Linked DNA regions of Homo sapiens: region 2 is linked to region 1. The links are chromatin loops, found by intact Hi-C in ENCODE. Cell type or tissue: mesothelial cell of epicardium. All regions are shown on one strand. Region 1 has its middle 160 kb from the start of FAM9B. Region 2 has its middle 180 kb from the start of TBL1X.

What was found. Peaks named below come from ENCODE experiments on the same cell type or tissue, not always from the same donor. Only the 100,000 strongest peaks of a DNase experiment are listed, where the experiment ranks them.
Region 2: it touches region 1 in a loop (7-fold over the local background); 1 of 110 quality-filtered maps calls a loop at or near these places.

What each region holds. Positions count from the first base shown.
Region 1 is chrX:9,192,326-9,196,325 of GRCh38, forward strand. No RefSeq gene overlaps it. Among named protein-coding and RNA genes, the nearest start is that of FAM9B, 160 kb to the left of the region's middle. RefSeq lists a silencer at 1,956-2,210. In mesothelial cell of epicardium, no CTCF peak of the experiment used is centred here; a DNase peak (open chromatin) is centred at 1,884.
Region 2 is chrX:9,283,191-9,287,190 of GRCh38, forward strand. No RefSeq gene overlaps it. Among named protein-coding and RNA genes, the nearest start is that of TBL1X, 180 kb to the right of the region's middle. In mesothelial cell of epicardium, no CTCF peak of the experiment used is centred here; no DNase peak of the experiment used is centred here.

The sequences.
Region 1 (4,000 bases):
AAAATTTCCAGCTCTTTCCCCCACAATTTCCTGGAAACAATGGCTACCCAATGGCAATGAACATCCCTAGCACCAAGATTATGTTCTTGAAATATCATTTCCCAGTGAAATACCCCAATGAATTTTGGAGAAATGGTCAGTTTCTAGCCTGGAGCTAGAATATGTACAAGATAACATCAAAGATCTTATAGAAGATATCAAGAAAACCATCAATGACTGCTCTGTGTCAAAAGGACTCAAAATCCAATAGGAAGAGACTCTCACTGACCATGATGGGACAAACTGAAGTTCAATAATGATAAGAACTGCAATGGATTGAAACGTATTTATTTAAAATCAGGAGTTTGTGATTAAATTTTTAAAAATTAATTGGTCCCTTTCTGAGGATTATAAGAAATCAATCCATTATCTTGAAGACTAGTAAATAAAACTAAAGAATTAAGCTTCTATCCTGCCTTTCCCACAGGAATTACATCACTGGGCAACACAGAGTAGATGAGAAGTGACGCCTAGTAACATTATTGCAGCTAATAAATGCGAACAACATGATAGAGTCAGAATATCACCATTTTGCAACTTCCAGTGAATTAACAGATCTAGGCAGCTGCTAACATCACAAAATGAGTACAACTCAGTTACCATTATGGCTCCTGAGGAGAGAACTCAACACTGCCTCATGTTGCCAACAAATTGACTCTAAATCTGGTCAAGCCTCTACATCTAGCTGCGGGAAATACAGAGAACACAGGAAAATATTCAGCTGCACCATAAGTAAGCAATCACAAATGTCCAAACTTTGACAAACTCGACAGGTCCAATGCCCTAGCTTTTTCAACAGGTAAATTGTAAAGAACAATACAGCAGCATAAAGGAATGGAGGAGAGCACTGTACATTAAAAGCCTTTAAAAGATCCAACTATACAAGTTGGCAGAACCTATAGTGTCTAGGGATACATATCTTAGAGAAAGAACTACACAGAAATGCAAGAAAACAATTGCTATAAAAGTTAACATAGTGGGTACACAGCAAGATAGAAGGGATATGACCAGGACGGGGCACATGAATGGGGCTTCTACAGTATCTGCCAATGTTCTTTCTTATGACCGGGGTGATATTTACAAGGGTGCTTGCCACAGAATCATAAATTAACCTATGCACATTTGTGTCGTTTTCCTTTTTTTTTTTTTTTTTTTTTTTTTTTTTTTTTTTTGAGACAGGGTCATCCCGTGTTGCCCAGGCTGTAGTTCAGTGGCGTGATCATAGCTCACTGCAGCCTTCACCTCCTGGGCTCAAGTGATACTCTCAGCCTCTCAAGTAGATGAAACTACAGGTACATGCCACTATGCCCCAGCTAATTATTTTATTCCTATTTTTTAGAGGCAGGGTCTCACTGTGTTACTCAGCTGGTCTCAAACTACTGGCCTCAGGTAATCCTCAGCCTCCCAAAGTGTTGGGATTACAGGCTCAAGCCACCACACTGAGCCAGTTTTGTATAGTTTTCTGTTCCTTTGTTTTATTTTACAGTGAAAAGCTTAGTTAAAAAGGTAGAAAATTAATAATGCTTCAAGTTATCAAAGAATAGGGACAATCATATAAAGGAAAGAATCCAACAGGATAGCTGAAGCTCTGGAGAGAGGACAGCATGGAGCTCCTAACTGCAGGAGTCAGGGCCAGGGACTCCAGGGATCTGAGTACGGCTGTGCTATTAAAGAGCTCAGAAGGCCCAAGTCCTGAGCCAGGTATGCTGGACTAAGAGGGAACACCTGGCATCGGCAAGAGACATCGTTAAGGAAAGCACCACGATTCAGCTCCACAGGGGTGGATCCCAAGACACAAACCACCAGTCACAGACAGGCAGGCTGAAGAAAGAGAACTCAGCAGAAAAGTCCCAACTATCTGGCTCCACCTCATCCATCACCAGACACCAGCAGTATCTACGAGATAAAGATAGGCTGCAAGAAGAAAAACACTTTAAAAAAGGAAATGACAGCGGCCGGGCGCAGTGGCTCATGCCTGTAATCCCAGCACTTTGGGAGGCCAAGGCGAGCGGATCATGAGGTCAAGAGATTGAGACCATCCTGGCCAACATGGTGAAACTCTGTCTCTACTAAAAATACAAAGGATGAGTTCATGTCCTTTGCAGGGACATGGATGAAGCTGGAAACCATCATTCTCAGCAAACTATCACAAGAACAGAAAACCAAACACCACATGTTCTCACTCATAAGTGGGAGTTGTACAAGGAGAACACATGGACATAGGGAGGGGAACATCACACACCGAGGCCTGTCGTGGGGCGGGGGGCTAGGGGAGGGATAACATTAGGAGAAATACCTAATGTAGGTGATGGGTTGATGGGTGCCGCAAACCACCATGGCACGTGTATACCTATGCAGCAAAACTGCACATTCTGCACATGTACCACAGAACTTAAAGTTAAAAAAAAAAAAAATTAGCATGCACCTGTAGTCCCAGCTACTCGGGAGGCTGAGGCAGGAGAATCACTTTAACCCAGGAGGCAGAGGTTGCAGTGAGCCGAAATGGCACCACTGCCTCCAGCCTGGGCAACAGAGCGAGACTCCGTCTCAAAAAAAAAAAAAAAAAACAAAAAAAAAACTGAAAGAGCACTTTGGAAAATAAGGGATTTTTTAAAAGAATGATAATAATTTTTCCCTGAAATACATGTTTCTGAAAACTTTTCCAGAGGGACCCAAGATGAACATTATTTTCTGGACCTATTCTAAAACATTTTCACTTTCTTCTTCCCAATTCAGATGATGTGCCTTATGCATCACCTTGGATCCTCTTGGCCTCTCTGTCCCTGAGGAAGTCACTCCTGGTGAGTAGTGGATCCATAAGTATGAAGGCTTTACCTGTGGCTGCCAGAGTGGAGACATGGGTGGGAGATAGTGTTCTGAGGGGGCACAGTGATATTTATAAGGACAAAGTGAAGGATGCCGTTGGAAGTTTTGCAAAAAAATATATAGGCTCAGGGTAGTTAACCACCAATTTATGACACTCATCTCCAGCAACCACAGGGCAAGCAGATGGTGCTAAAAAGAAGATCCAGGGTTTCATTTAACAGGTAGCAGAGCTGCAAAAAAGACTGAACATGCAGTCTGACTTCTAAGTCAAAGCCAGAGCTCTGCTGAAGAAAGGATGGGACTCTGAGACACAGGAGGGGATTTTTACTTGGACCAGCCTAAGAATGGTAAGCCCCCTCCATCCCCCCAGGCACTCTGAGCACCCAGAAGCAGCTCCACTCCTCTGTGGCCAGAATAGACCTGCACCTCCTTGTTTGGAGACCTCAAAATGGCTACACCTGAAGTGGCTGTCTTATCAGATGATACCATTCTTCTTTATATTGGCAGGTCGCCAAAACCTCTGCAGAGTCCTCCAAGGCTCCCTCCACCTGGGCCCCCACGCAGTCATCTGTGTGTTGGGGAGGGGCTGGGCAGCACGAGTCAGGGCTGCTCCTCAAAGTCACCAAGGTGGAGAGTCACCAAGAAGGAGAGTCACCAAGGTCACTCTACCTCTATGCATACCTCTTCTCCCCTTCCTGGAGCCCTAGCCAATATTGTCTAGGTTTTAGGAGAGCTGTCTCTCCTCAACCCCCAAATATTCCCACATTTTCCGTCTAGAATGAGTCCTCTATTCTCCCTAGCATCTTAGCCTCCTAGAAACCAAAGCCAACAGGAAACCCTCCCGTTATTTTCTGCTTTCTGCACTGAGGCCACAGGTTCACGAGAACCTCACTGCTTAAGCATGGGAAAGGACAGATAAGGGAACAATCAGGAGGGAATAAATAGAACTTCAAAAAATATTAACACATCACTGTAAAAATAAATAGAAAAATGGTGCAGGCATAAATGAGTCCAAGAGAGGGACATAACTCCCTGTCAAAGCAAGATTCTATATGAAAACATCTAATCCTCCACATTGGCCAGGTTGCAAATCACTATTTGCAATCTATCTTAAAATAGGATGTAGTAAAAGCAA
Region 2 (4,000 bases), 91 kb after region 1:
GTATGATTTTGCCTTCAACAAAATGCCTCTACAGGGTCTCTAAAATGCATGTTCCACAAACATGGCTGCCCAAAGCTCCCCACCTCCCCTCCAAGGCCCCTAAGACTGTTCTATCCTCCTCCCACGCCTGCCCCACCAGACACCTACAATGATCAAGACCATCAAGCCCTGCTGCATTACTTAGAAACCCATCAGAACCTTCTAACCCAGTTTTTACCAACCAAGACTTTGCCTTCATCCTGGAAAGTAAGTCCTTCCTCTTCCTCCATCCTCCCTCAACTGGTAAAAAATCCAATTGGTTCTATGTCAGGACATCTGTTTTTCACAATGCTCAGACATTACCAATCTCCTTATCTCTTTCCAATTGTTTTTTTTTTAATTTCTTTTTCGAGACGGAGTCTTGCCCTGTCACCCAGGCTGGAGTACAATGGCGTGATCTCGGCTCACTGCAACCTCTGCCTCTCGGGATCAAGCAATTCTCCCTCCTCAGCCTCTCAAGTAGCTGGAATTATAGGCACCCGCCATCATGCCTGGCTAATCTTTGTATTTTTGTAGAGATGGGGTTTCACCATGTTGACCAGGCTGGTCTTGAACTCCTGACCTCAGATGATCCACCCGCCCTGGCCTCCCAAAGTGTTGGGATTATAGGCGTGAGCCACCATGCCCAGACTCTTTCCAACTTTTATCACCCACAAAGAATCACCTCTAATGACTGGCGATAGGCAAAAAAGCAGGGTTCCGGGTGGCTGCAGAGGAAAGATGTGGTGGCTCAGATGTGTGTACTAGAGGTATTGCCGATCCCCATAGATTGGAGTGGGCTGGAGAGAAAAACAGACTCAAGAAGGACTCCAAGATGGGCCCAAGCTACAAGAAGGAGGGAGATTCCCATCCCTAAGATGAGAAAGGAAATAGGAAGGGCAAGTTTGGTGAGAAATTCAAAGCATGCTAAAAAATGTTAGAAACAGGCCAGGCACAGTGGCTCAAACCTATAATCCTGGTGCTTTGGGAGGCCCAGGCAGGAGGACTGCTCGAGATCAGGAATTCAAGATCAGCCTGGGCAACATAGCGAGACCTTGTCTCTACAAAAAAATATATATATATACACATATATATGTATGTATATATATGTACACATTATATATATATATATTATATATAATATATATATATTAGTTGGGCGTGGTGGCGCACGCCTGTAGTCCCAGCTACTCAAGAGGTTGAAGTGGGAGAATCACATGAGCCTTGGAGGTCCAGGCTGCAGTGAGCTGTGATCACGCTACTGCACTCCAGCTTGGGCAACAGAGACCTTGTCTCAAAATAAAAGAAAAAGAAAGAAAAAGAAAAAAATGCTAGAAATATACATGCATTGCAATTAGGTGTGTGCATTGCCTTGTGAGAATTTCCACTCAAGGAACCGACCATACTTGCCCCTTCTCACAACGGGCTCTGTATTTATGGACACATGGCTCTCAGTCATTACTGCATGCATGTGCACACCCACACATGTGAGAGAATGCAATGTGCTAACTGCATTCAGACATAGCCAGGCCCTTGGGGCTGCTTTTGGAGACTCTCTATGGAGACTGTAGGACGCTTCACGCTGAGTATCAGGTGACTAGAGAGACCAAATGAGAAGGCTCTCTGCAATCACCCAATTTGACGCTTGAGAAGATTACCCATAATCTTGAGTTCTTTATTTCAGAAAGCAAATCAATTGGCATCTGGAAAAACAAGAGTACTACATCTTGGGGGAAAAAACAACAAAACTCAGCTTCTGCCTTGATAGAATAGATGCCAGGAACCATATATGTGTGTCTATATATGTGCGTATACTATAAAATTATAGAATTGTAAAATCAGATTTTATTTATTATATAATTACATTATATCCAATATTGTATAATACACAATTAAATAGTTGTTGGAGGTAAGTATACATAATACATAATTATCAAACATAATTATATATTTTGTGTAATATGTAATATTTATATTTTTATATAAAATTATATTCTGCACTTGTACAATGTGTATTATATAATATGTATATTAATGTATAATGACCATGAATATGTCTTTACTAGCATATACAATAGCCATTAAAAATCACCAAACCATAAAATGTACATAACTCCCAAATTAATGCCTCACCCATGGCAGCCTACCTGTCCTCTAGATGCCACAGACAATGTGGGGCTGTCCCCAAGGGACACAGTGACCACCAGTCACTCTTCGCTCTTGAAATGACTCACATTTCCTCACCCACCCCCAGCTTTCCCTTCGGCTCACGGAACCAGGCCCCCACCACCCACTTCTGTGCCCTTTAAATGTATTATTTCCTGTGCTGTTACTCACTCTCTCGAAAGTTTTTAACAATATGAGGAAAGTGGATGAATAATTCATCCGAGCCCCGTAAATGACTCTGCAAGACAGAACGCAGGTGTAGCATAGAGAGGGCCAACTAGCAGATAAGCACTGGGACACAGGCCCCCTGGGGTGCCAGGCTAGAGGAAGTTCTAGGAGGTGAGCAGCAAGGACCAGCCAGAGGTCTTGAGTGAGGTGAGTGATTTGGGATGCCAGACACACTACGGGTGAGCATGAGGAATGGGAGTCAGCTCCTTCCCAGCACCATTTTGTTAAGTATATCTTATTTTCACAAGCCAAACCTGTATTTGCCAGGGCAGGATAACTGCTGGAACAAACAGCCTCAGTGGTTCAGCACAGTGAGTGCTTACAGACAGTCCTGACTTACAATGGCTTGACTTACAAATGTTCAACTTTATTATGGTGTGAAAGCAATATATATTCAGTAGAAATCATGCTTCTCTCTCAATGCTGGGCAGCAGCAATGAGCCACAGCTCCCACTCAGCTACATATTTTTGGCATAATGATATTTTCAACTTATGATGGGTTGATCAAGATGCGACTACATGGAAAGTCAGGGAGCGTCTATATTTCTTGTTCACGTAACATTCCAATGGGCAAGTTCCTGCTCTGATGGTGCTCCTGGGCACCTTTCCTGCTTCTGACTTTTGGACCTGCCACATTCTGGGATTATAAAGGATTCGCCTTCCAGGCATACCAAGAGGGAAAGAGCCAGCATGGAGCATTGCTCAGGAGGCTGTTTGGGGCTGGGCCTGCAGCCAGCATAGGTCAATTCAGCCACATCCCACTGGACAGAGCCTAGGCATATGGCTACACAGAAGTGTCAGAGAAACTGGGAAGTGTGGTGTAGCCGTGAGCCCAAGAGGAGAAGGACACAAGTGTGTTGGGTAATGAGGCAGCTTCTGTCACAAGGCACCAAGGAGTGACCACAAAGACAAGGAAATCAGGCAGAAAACTGTTATAGGGGAAAGAGCTTTTTAGAAATGGTTTACCCGATTCCAGGAAAGTCTTTAGAACTACCACTGCTCTCTTCACCCAAACTTAAATCATAAAGAACAACAACAACATGATAATAACAGTAATAATAAGGTTGGGGGAATGCACCTAAAAAACTGGCTAAATCCACACTAGAGAGGATATGCAATGAATTAGAGATTATGTTATAGTTGTAGTGTTGGCCATCAAACCCATCAATAACTAACATATAAGAGCAAACGTTAGTTCAAGTTTCCCTGTCTTGGTGGCAATTCGACCCACATTGTCTTTCCATGTCCTGGTTGTTCTAGCTTTGCTACAATTCCAAGCCAGTGGACAGCAAACCACAGCCTGAGGTCACATCCCACCTACCTGCTGTTCTTGCACGGCCTGCAAGACGAGAATGGTTCTGGCATGTTCAAATGATTGCACAAGGCCGGGTGCAGTGGCTCACACCTGTAATCCCAACACTTTGGAAGGCTGAGGTGGAAGGATTGCTTGAGGCCAGAGTTCAAGACCAGCCTGGGCAACATAGCAAGACCCTGTCTTTACAAAAAATTTAAAAATCAGCCAGGCTTGGTAGTGTTCGTCTGTAGTTCCAGCTACTCCACAGGCTGAGGCGGGAGGATCGCTTGAGCC